Linked DNA regions of Homo sapiens: region 2 is linked to region 1. Evidence: chromatin contacts called from ENCODE Hi-C or POLR2A ChIA-PET data. All regions are on one chromosome and are shown on one strand. The core of a region is the stretch at or near the end of the contact, and the rest is flanking DNA. Distances in the headings are between cores, read along the strand shown.

Evidence for each region. Hi-C counts contacts between places; a loop is a spot of excess contacts on that map. ChIA-PET counts read pairs that join two places held with the same protein, here RNA polymerase II (POLR2A).
Region 2: a map of astrocyte of the cerebellum shows a loop between it and region 1 (4-fold over the local background). The contact joins two enhancer-like sites. A Hi-C loop is called at or near these places in 1 of 168 maps with a recorded cell type or tissue (astrocyte of the cerebellum). POLR2A ChIA-PET finds 5 or more read pairs at or near these places in 3 of 52 experiments (A673, Caco-2 and GM12878).

The regions. Positions count from the first base shown.
Region 1 is chr14:90,836,261-90,840,949 of GRCh38, forward strand. No RefSeq gene overlaps it. Among named protein-coding and RNA genes, the nearest start is that of LINC02321, 10 kb to the left of the region's middle. Within about 2 kb of position 3,136, at least 19 of the 41 ENCODE cell types and tissues checked have a DNase peak (open chromatin) inside an H3K27ac peak, as active enhancers do.
Region 2 is chr14:91,168,595-91,173,335 of GRCh38, forward strand. It overlaps DGLUCY (D-glutamate cyclase), which reads left to right. Exons shown (of 14, transcript NM_001102368.3): 5 at 1,409-1,607; 6 at 4,695-4,741. Among named protein-coding and RNA genes, the nearest start is that of SNORA11B, 45 kb to the left of the region's middle. Within about 2 kb of position 2,117, at least 14 of the 41 ENCODE cell types and tissues checked have a DNase peak (open chromatin) inside an H3K27ac peak, as active enhancers do.

The sequences.
Region 1 (4,689 bases), core at 1,886-4,385:
TATCCTCCCAGCACTGGGGCACCACACAGGGGGTTGCAGTGGGAATGATCAGATTGGAATTTTTATTTATTTTTCAGATTTAAATTTTTAGATGGTCATTGAGGTGATCCAACCTCTAAAATCCCTGATCACGGTCTAACGCAGAAGCCCTGGCCCCCACTCTGGGAACCCAGGCCCAGGAGCGCCTTTGGGGTGGTTTGTTGTTCTCCTCTGCGGTCAGATCAGGGGCCCCCGTGTAGAAACCACAGCCCAAGCTACTTCCATTTACTTAGCAGCAGGGGAGTTTCCTTGGCTCCCAGAGGCACCCTGGGCTGGCCCTTAGGCCCTCTCTGAGATGGAGACCCTGGATGCCAGGGCACACGGGGGCATTTCTGGGCTGACGGGCTCTGAACTTGTGCCTGGGAAGGGGAAGTTTTCCCACAAGCCTTCTCTCTTCCTCTCCAAAATCTCAGGAAGCTACAGAGCCACCTTCTGACAAGGGAGGAGAGCTTGGTCAGCAGGGCCCAGCTGCGAGGGTGAAGTTGTGCCCAGCTGCGAGGGCGAAGGTGTGCCCAGCTGTGAGGGTGGAGGGGTGCCCTGTGAGGGCGGAGGGGTGCCCAGCTATGAGGGTGGAGGGGTGCCCTGTGAGGGTGGAGAAGTGCCCAGCTGTGAGGGTGGAGGGGTGCCCAGCTGTGAGGGTGGAGGGGTGCCCAGCTGTGAGGGCGGAGGGGTGCCCACCTGTGAGGGCGGAGGGGTGCCCACCTGTGAGGGCAGAGGGGTGCCCAGTGCGGGCAACTTCACCTTCATGATTAGCATTTGCACAGTGTGAGGGGTGCTGCTGAGCAGACAGAATCAGCTGAGACACCCACTCCTCCGTCAAGAAGCTGGGTTCTAGATCACCATACTCCTCCTGTGGGGCCTGTTTATTTGGGGTGTCTGTGTGCAAGGCTAGGAATGACGTCTCTGTCTTTCTCTAAGAAAAATTTCTAAATTAAAAAAGAAAGCCAAATACCACAATATGTCCAGGGTTGAGCCATCTCTGAGGGTCTTTTCTGCAGAATACAAGTAAGTCACTCTACAGTTCTGAGCCTCAGTTTTCTTGCTTGCAAAATATTTTTCAACCAGAAAATATCTCAGTGTAAGAGTGCCTGGACACCCCATGTTCCCTGGCGGCACCCCATCTCCGGCAGCAGCCAACTGTGCAATGTCCCCAGGAAACATCCACCTTCTAAAGGGCAGTCATCAGCGAACAGAGTTTTGTGTGGTTGAAGTTGTTCTTCAAGTACCTTTGGAATGAAAACTATGGTATCATGATGCATGAGTTGGCCAATTATTCTTCCCGACTCCTGAAAGTAGTTCAAGTTTGGTCTTTAGTTATTCAACACAGAAGCAGCACGATATGTTTATCTGTTCGAACAGAGGTTTTGATTTCACAGATGAAAGAGAAACGCTTGTTACTTCACATGCGGACTGCGAGATGTAGACTGGCTTGCCCTGATGGAAGACTTCTCAGAGAACATATATGGCCCCTAATTATAGTGGGCACGTCATCGCTTGAAAGTAAAGTGCACTGGGCCGGTGGTAACCCCAGCACTTTGTGAGGCCGAGGCAGGCGGATCACCTGAGATCAAGAGTTCGAGACCAGCCTGGCCAACATGGCAAAACCCCATCTCTACTAAAAATACAAAAAGTAGCCAGGTGTGGTGGCGCACGCCTGTAATCCCAGCTACTCAGGAGGCTGAGGCAGAAGAACTGCTTCAACCCGGGAGGAAGAGGCTGCAGTGAGCCAAGATCGCACCACTGCACTCCAGCCTGGGTGCTGGGTGACAGAGCGAGACTCCGTCTCAAATAAATAAATAGAAGGTAAGGTGCACCATTGATTGGGAGACAACACACAGGCTTTGATTGAGGCGGGGACTTGTGTTCTTTCCAGTTGTGAAGGGGACAGGCCGTGTGCTCCAGCATCAACAGACTAATGAAGTCAACACAAACTTGCTGCAGTTTCCATGCCTTTCTTCCTCCAGGATGGAAATTAATACCTGGCCTCTACTGAGCCCCTTTTCAAACTTTATCTCAGAAGAAAACCTTCACTTTTAGATGCCATGCCTTAACAGAATATGGCCAATTATTCCTTTACCCTGCATCACCACAGAGCAACACCCAGCACAGGGTGGGTGAAGGAGGGGTCAGAAACACAAAGCCAGTCTGAAATATTTAACTCTTTCCACTTTACCCTAGAGCACCAAGATGTTCTGAATGCTTTCAGTATTTTGGAAAGCTCTGCGCTTCCATTTTTTGTCTCTCGGATTTGATCAAACTCAATTCCATAAGCATTTATTATGCAGCTACCAAATGTTTGGGATGGCGCTGACCTCCCCTGTCCACCACCAAAGGAAACAAAAGTGGAGGAAAATGTCCCTGTCCTGGAGTTTGGGATCTGCTGGAAGACAAATGTCTTGTTAAAAAGCCAGACAAGGGGCTGGGCACGGTGGCTCACACCTGTAATCCCAACACTTTGGGAGGCCGAGGTGGGTGGATCACCTGAGGTCAGGAGTTTGAGACCAATCTGGCCAACATGGTGAAACCCCATCTCTACTAAAAATAAAAATAAAATAAAAATAAAAATTAGCCGGTCGTGGTGGCGGGTGCCTGTAATCCCAGCTACTTGGGAGCCTGAGGCACGAGAATCTCTTGAACCCGGGAGGCAGAGGTTGCAGTGAACCGAGAATATGCCATTGCACTCCAGCCTGGGTGACGAGAGTGAAACTCATCTCAAAAAAAAAAAAAAAAAAAAGGCAGACAAGGAACAGGCAGACCAGAAGCCCTGGGGGAGCGGCCACTGATTTTGCTTCTGCCCAGCGTCCAGTCTCCTGCCCTCGGCTTCTGCTCCCACTTTGCTTTGGAGAAATGACCTCAAACTAGCACATGATAAGTACCCGTCAAGGAGGAGGATGCACTGCCTTCCTCTAGTCAAGGCTGAGCATGTGACCCAGCCAGGCAGTTAGAACCCTTCCTCCCTGATATTTCAGTCTAGCCTGGAGAGACCTAGGGATGAAGGAAAAAGAAACTCAAACTTAAACACAGTCACTCACACGATTCCCTGCCCACTCACGCCGGATTAGATGTGTTCAGTACTGAGGACCAGATGAAACATCCATTTACTTTCCTTTCCCAGGCCCCAAGGGCCACCCAGGCCCTGCCCCTTCCAAGTCTGGGCTTTGTGCCTTCGGTCATTTGCCTCTCCCACTTCCTGTTGTCCATTCCCTTTTTGCTTAAGTTACTCAGTTAACTTTTTGCTTAAGTTACTTAAGTTAGTTTTTGTTGCTTTTGAACAAAGAACCTGAGGGAGACATCTGGTAAATGATTTTTATAACAATTGGAGTTGGAAAAGATTTGGGAGACTAAGAGAACTGTCCAGAGCCCAGACCCAGGCGGAGAAATGCTGGCCCTGGGGCGGAGAGCACAGAGAACAGAAGCAGTACTGCTCCCACTGTGCAGAGCACAGAAACCTATCTTTGTTTTCTTGGTTGGATGAACAGAGATCTTAATATCTCCTTTTTTTTTTTCTTTCCAGGGTCTTGCTTTGTTACTTAGGCTGGAGTGCAGTGGTGTGATCATGGCTCACTGCAGCCTCAACCTCCTGGGCTCAAGTTATCCTCCCACTTTAGCCTCCCAAGAAGCTGAGCCTGTAAGTGTGTGCCACCACACCTGGCTAATTTTTGTGTTTTTTGTAGAGACGGAGTTTGGCCATGTTGCTCAGGCTTTAATATCTCTTTGAAATGGTTTGGATGTTTGTCCCCTCCAAACCTCACGTTGAAATGTGACCCCCAGTGTGGGAGGTGGGGGCCTAGAGGGAGATGTGTAGCTCATGGGGAGGATCCCTCATGAATGGCTTGGTGCCACCCCTTGGTGATGAGCGAGTCTCACTCTGTTAGTTCATGTGACAGCTGGTTGTTTAAAAGAGCCTGGCACCTCCTCTCCCTCTTTCTCCTCTGCCCCCCTCTCCATGTGACACACCTACTCCCCCTTCATCTTCTGCTGCGATTTTTTTTTTTTTTTTTTGAGACAGAGTCTCACTCTGTCGCCCAGGCTGAAGAGCAATGGTGTGATCTCGGCTCACTGCAACCTCCACCTCCCGGGTTCAAGTGATTCTCGTGCCTCAGCCTCCCGAGTAGCTGGGATTACAGGCACCCACCACCATGCCAGGAGAATTTTTGTAATTTTATTACAGTTGGAGTTTCACCATATTGCCCAGGCTGGTCTCAAACTCCTGACCTCAGGTTATCCACCCACCTTGGCCTCCCAAAGTGCTGGTATTACAGGCATGAGCCACAGTGCCCAGCCTCTGCTGTGATTATAAGCTTCCTGAGATCCTCATCAGAAGCTGAGCATACTTCATGTATAGCTTGCACAACTGTGAGCCAAATAAACCTCTTTTCTATATAAATTACCCAGCTTCAGTATTCCTTTATAGAAACACAAAATGGACTAACATACCCTTCCTTGCTCTTCACTGATGTTTAATAACTCACTGCTCAGGGTAGGCCTGTGGACAAATTCAGTTTCACAGGTCACTCATTCTGCCAGGCCCACGTGCCCCAAAGGCCTGATGGATGGCAGGAGTGAGCACACACAGCCCCTCAAACTGAACTTTGTACAACCTGCCCTCTCACCCCGCAGATCATCTGGATTAAATTTTCTTTTTTCTTT
Region 2 (4,741 bases), core at 867-3,366, 330 kb after region 1:
GGGTATGCCTTCTTCCTTGCCCAACTGGCAAACTCCTATTCATGCCTCAAGACCCAGCACCAAACTCCTCTGTGGAAGAGAATTGATTTCTTCCTTCTCTGTGTCACTCTACCTAGACGGTTGACATTCCTTGCTGTGTATTGCCAGTATGTGTTTTCAGTGAAGTCTCACCTATCAATTAGGGTTACGAGCTCTTTAAATGCTGGGATGGGATGGGCGCGGTGGCTCACGCCTGTAATCCCAGCACTTTGGGAGGCCAAGGAGAGCAGATCACCTGAGATCAGGAATTCGAGACCAGCCTGGCCAACGCGGTGAAACGCTGTCTCTACTAAAAATACAGAAATTAGCCGGGCATGGTGGTTCGGGCCTATGATCTCAGCTATTTGGGAGGCTGAGGTGGGAGAATCACTTGAACCTGGGAGGCAGAGGTTGCAGTGAGCCGAGGTTGCACCACTGCACTCCAGGCTGGGCAACAGAGCAAGACTCTGTCTCAAAAAAAAAATAAATAAATAAAAAACATTAAAAAAAGAAAAAAAGACTGGGACAGTGTCCTCTCCATTACTCTAGCCCCATCGCCCAGCATGTGCCCGGCATGAAGGCATGGCTCAGTAAAAGAGTTTGGAGTGGGTAAAGAATAAGCTTGTAACCAAAGAAGTCTTTCAACCCTACAGAAGAGTTTCCTTTAAGGGAAGAGAAAGGCCTCACCCACTACTGGCACTGAGAGGTTCCCCAAGACACATATTCTCTGTCCCCTTTGGGCTACTGGTCCTACCTCTATAGCAGAGAGGCCACCATTTACTTTTCTTCTTCTTCTTTTTTTTTTTTTTTCTTTGAGGCAGTCTCACTCTGTTGCCCAGGCTGGAGTAGTGCAGTGGCACGATCTCGGCTCACTACAACCTCCACCTCCCAGGTTCAAGCGATTCTCCTGCTTCAGCCTCCTGAGTAGCTGAGATTACAGCTGTGTACCACCATGCCTGGCTAGTTTTTGTATTTTTAGTATAGACGGGGTTTCACCTTGTTGCCCAGGCTTGTCTTGAACTCCGGAGTTCAAGTGATCTGCCCGCCTCGGCCTCCCAAAGTGCTGGGATTACAGTCATGAGCCACCGTGCCTGGCCACCATTTACTTTTCTCGGTGGTTTGGCTTGTTTTGGCTTGCGGGTATAGGAGACACACTGGGTGGGAGGTGGGGGTACGTTCTATACGTGCTGATTTAATCGTTTCCGATCTGGGGACATTTGAAGGATGCCAGCAAGGCCCCCTGCTGAAAACTATGCTCCCTACCCTGGTGCCAGGGCTGAAAATTTCAGCACTAGACATCCTCTTCTCTCTCCGCAGTCCTTCTATAATGTATTATCAGGGGCCACAGTGAGAGTCTGGGGCCCTCCCAGCTTTCCCCTTATGTCCCCAGGATGGGCCATCCCCAGTTCTGGAAATACGAGTTCGGTGCCTGCACCGGCAGCCTGGCTTCGCTGGAGCAGTACTCGGAGCAGCTGAAGGACATGGTGGCCTTCTTCCTGGGCTGCAGCTTCTCCCTGGAGGAGGCCTTGGAGAAAGCGGGGCTCCCCAGAAGAGACCCAGCAGGTCACAGCCAGGCGGGTGCATACAAGGTAGGGACACAGCCCACAGCCCACAAGGGCAGAATGGCCTGAAGATGCAGATCAACTTACATATTCCTGGGGTGGGGAGAACATGGGCACGGGAGGTGGAAAACCTAAGCTCCAGCCCCAGCTCAGCCATTTCTAGCTGTGCAACCCAGGAGAAATGATCAATCTCTCTGAGCCAGCCTCGGTCCCACTCACCTCTGGGACCACTGTGAGCACCCAGTGTGGCCCTTCTTCATGGTTCAGTGCTGTAAACCAAACCTGCTTGGGATTTCTCTGGCTCCTTTAACTTCAGGCACCTCAGCGAGATTTTTAAAAATCCTCCCTGGCTCCGGTGAGCCTCAGCCAGGGGGAATGAGCCTGGCTCTCTCAATACCCAGGGATTTGTGGCAGAGCCTCGGCCAGGCAGTAGCTCCTGGGTCAGGTCTCTGTCCAGAAAGCTGGGTCATGTTCTTGGCCGGAGGTGGCCTCTGGCAGTCACAAACACAGCACAGCCGGCGTCTCTGGGACGTGCCTGCTGTGCCTCTCCCAGCCCCTACTTGTCAAGGTGAGTGCACTCGATTCCCTGGTTCCACAGACCCTTCCTGGACATCTGTTGGTAAAGTCTGAGAGTTCACTCTGCTCCATCAGTGGTCAGCCAGCATAAACAGCCAGGCTCCAGGTTTCTTTATTTATGGAGGACTTGGATCAGAGATTTTGTCTTGGACTCTGGGACATTTATTAAAATGTCTTGGTTTGGGCTCCTGCCAGAGAGGCCCCAGCTGCCTCTGATCAGCAACAAAGCTGCCCATAGTCTGTGCTGCCTTCATGGGTGAAGTGTGCCCGAGCGGTTCTCTTGAAGCTAGGGAAGGGTGGGGATGGGACCCCAGCCACTGGCAGGCACCCATGGCAGTCTCTGGCTCTGGAACACAGCACCCTTTGTAGGAGGTGGGAGCTGAGAGGGCCCCATGGCTCGTCACATGCAGATTCTCATTTTAGATGAGGAAACCGAGGTCTAAAGAGAGAAAAGGACTTGCCCAAGTCCCAAAGCCAGATGGGAACCTGGAACCCCTGGCTCCCATCTGTACAATGTCAATAACAGAGATGTGACAATTAAATGATGCTTTGCAGTCACAGGGTCTGCTGATATGGCAACTGTTTGTTGCCTACAAAGGTGCAAGTAAGTGTCCACAGTAAGTGCTCAACAGGGCTTCACTGACCCCGATGCTTATCAAATAGCTTTCAGTCTAATATCGACACCTCTGCCCCTGGGCTCCAGGGAGAGATGGCCAGACAGCCATCTGGGATTCCATTGGCCACCCCCAGACGGGATGTGTCTCAGCCTTGGGGAGGGCTGCCTGGCTCTGCCAGTGGCTCCAGCATGTCCCCTCTCCTGGGTGCTATTATGCAGACACTGCTGGCAGCCACACCGAGGTTCCATCCTGCTGCCGCCAGGGTGGTGATAGCAAGCTCTTTAGGTGGTGGCCAAGACTGTCACAGTGGATTATAGTCCTGGCCATGTCCTAAATCTTTCATAAGCTCTATTGCAGGCACCAGAAACCATTCAGGAGGTGGGGTGGGGGAGCGAAACACCAATAAAAGTCACACAGATCAAACCGGGCAACATCTGTTAAGGCAGGAGGCACCAGGCCGTGCTCCATGGGGTCTGGGGACAGGCTTGTTGCTTGTGTGGATTCAGGAGGCAGAGTGAACACCAGCTCCTCCTGTGATGTTCTCCCTTGCCTCCCTCTGCCCGTGATTCACCAGAGGCTGTTTACCTTTGGTCCATGGCCCTTGCAGTCCCTAGAGAAATTCAGAGGCTCCATGATATTGGATGGGAAAAAAAGTACGTTTTTCTTTTCCCTTCTTCCCTCCCTCCCTTCTTTATTTTATTTTATTTTTATTTTTATTTTTGACAGTTCTTGCTCAGTTGCCCAGGCTGGAGTGGTGCAGTGGCACAGTCACAGCTCACTGCAGCCTCAACCTCCTGGGTTCAAGAGATCCTCCCATCTCAGCCTCCCGAGTAGCTGGGACCATAGGCATGTGCCAGCACACCCAGCTAATTTATGGTTTTGGTTTTTTTTGGTAGAGACAGGGTTTCGCTGTATTGCCCAGGCTGGTCTTGAACTTCTGGGCTCAAGCGATCCAACCTTCTTGGCCTCCCAAAGTGCTGGTATTACAGGCATGAACCACTGTGCCCAGCCTCAATTTTATTTTCATAACCTCAACTCACATTTAGCATTTCCTTCAATTATGAATGTAGGCAGCAAATGGCTGTCATATCAGCAGACCCTGTGACTTCATGGCTGGCAACAGAAATCACAGATATCTTCATATCACGTTAGAGTTCTTCCTGATGTCTCAAAAATATCCTATATGCTGATCACTACTTCAAAGTTACAATGATAGTAGAACTGGCATCTTGTTTCTTAGGCTGCTACTGAGGAAGCATGCATATTGTCTCACATTTTTCCTTTTTTTTTTTTCTTTGAGATGGAGTCTTGCTCTGTCACCCAGGCCGGAGTGCAATGGTGTGATTTCGGCTCACTGCAATCTCCGCCTCCTGGGTTCAAGCCGTTCTCCTGCCTCAGCCTCCCGAGTAGCTGGGACTAGAGGCGCGTGCCACCATGCCCGGCGAACTTTTGTATTTTTAATAGAGATGGGGTTTCACCATGCTGGCCAGGCTGGTCTCGAACTCCTGACCTCGTGATCCGCCCACCTCGGCCTCCCAAGTGCTGGGATTACAGGTGTGAGCCATCGTGTCTGGCCACATTTTTCTATTATTTGATAACTGTGCTTGCAGGATAATTGGTTTCCTTTGGAATCCTGTGCATTTTCTTGTATGCAGTTAAAGGCATTACTTTGACCAGGGGTCCACAGCTGTACTAGTCTACCAAAGGGGTCCGTGGCACACAAAAAGTTAAGATTCCCTATTTTAAACCAGTAATTAACAGCAAACTCCCTCTCTCTATGTCACATAAAAATAGAAGCTAATTTCTATAACAGCTACTCCTCCTTCATTTAGCTGCCTTGAACTCTTGGTGCTCAGAGCTTGGATCTGTGCTAATTCCATTTTTTAACATTTTCACTTGATTTTTTTTTTTTTTTGGTCAGACAACAGTGCCTTGTGTTACCCATGCTGGCTTCTGCTGCCCTCTGGT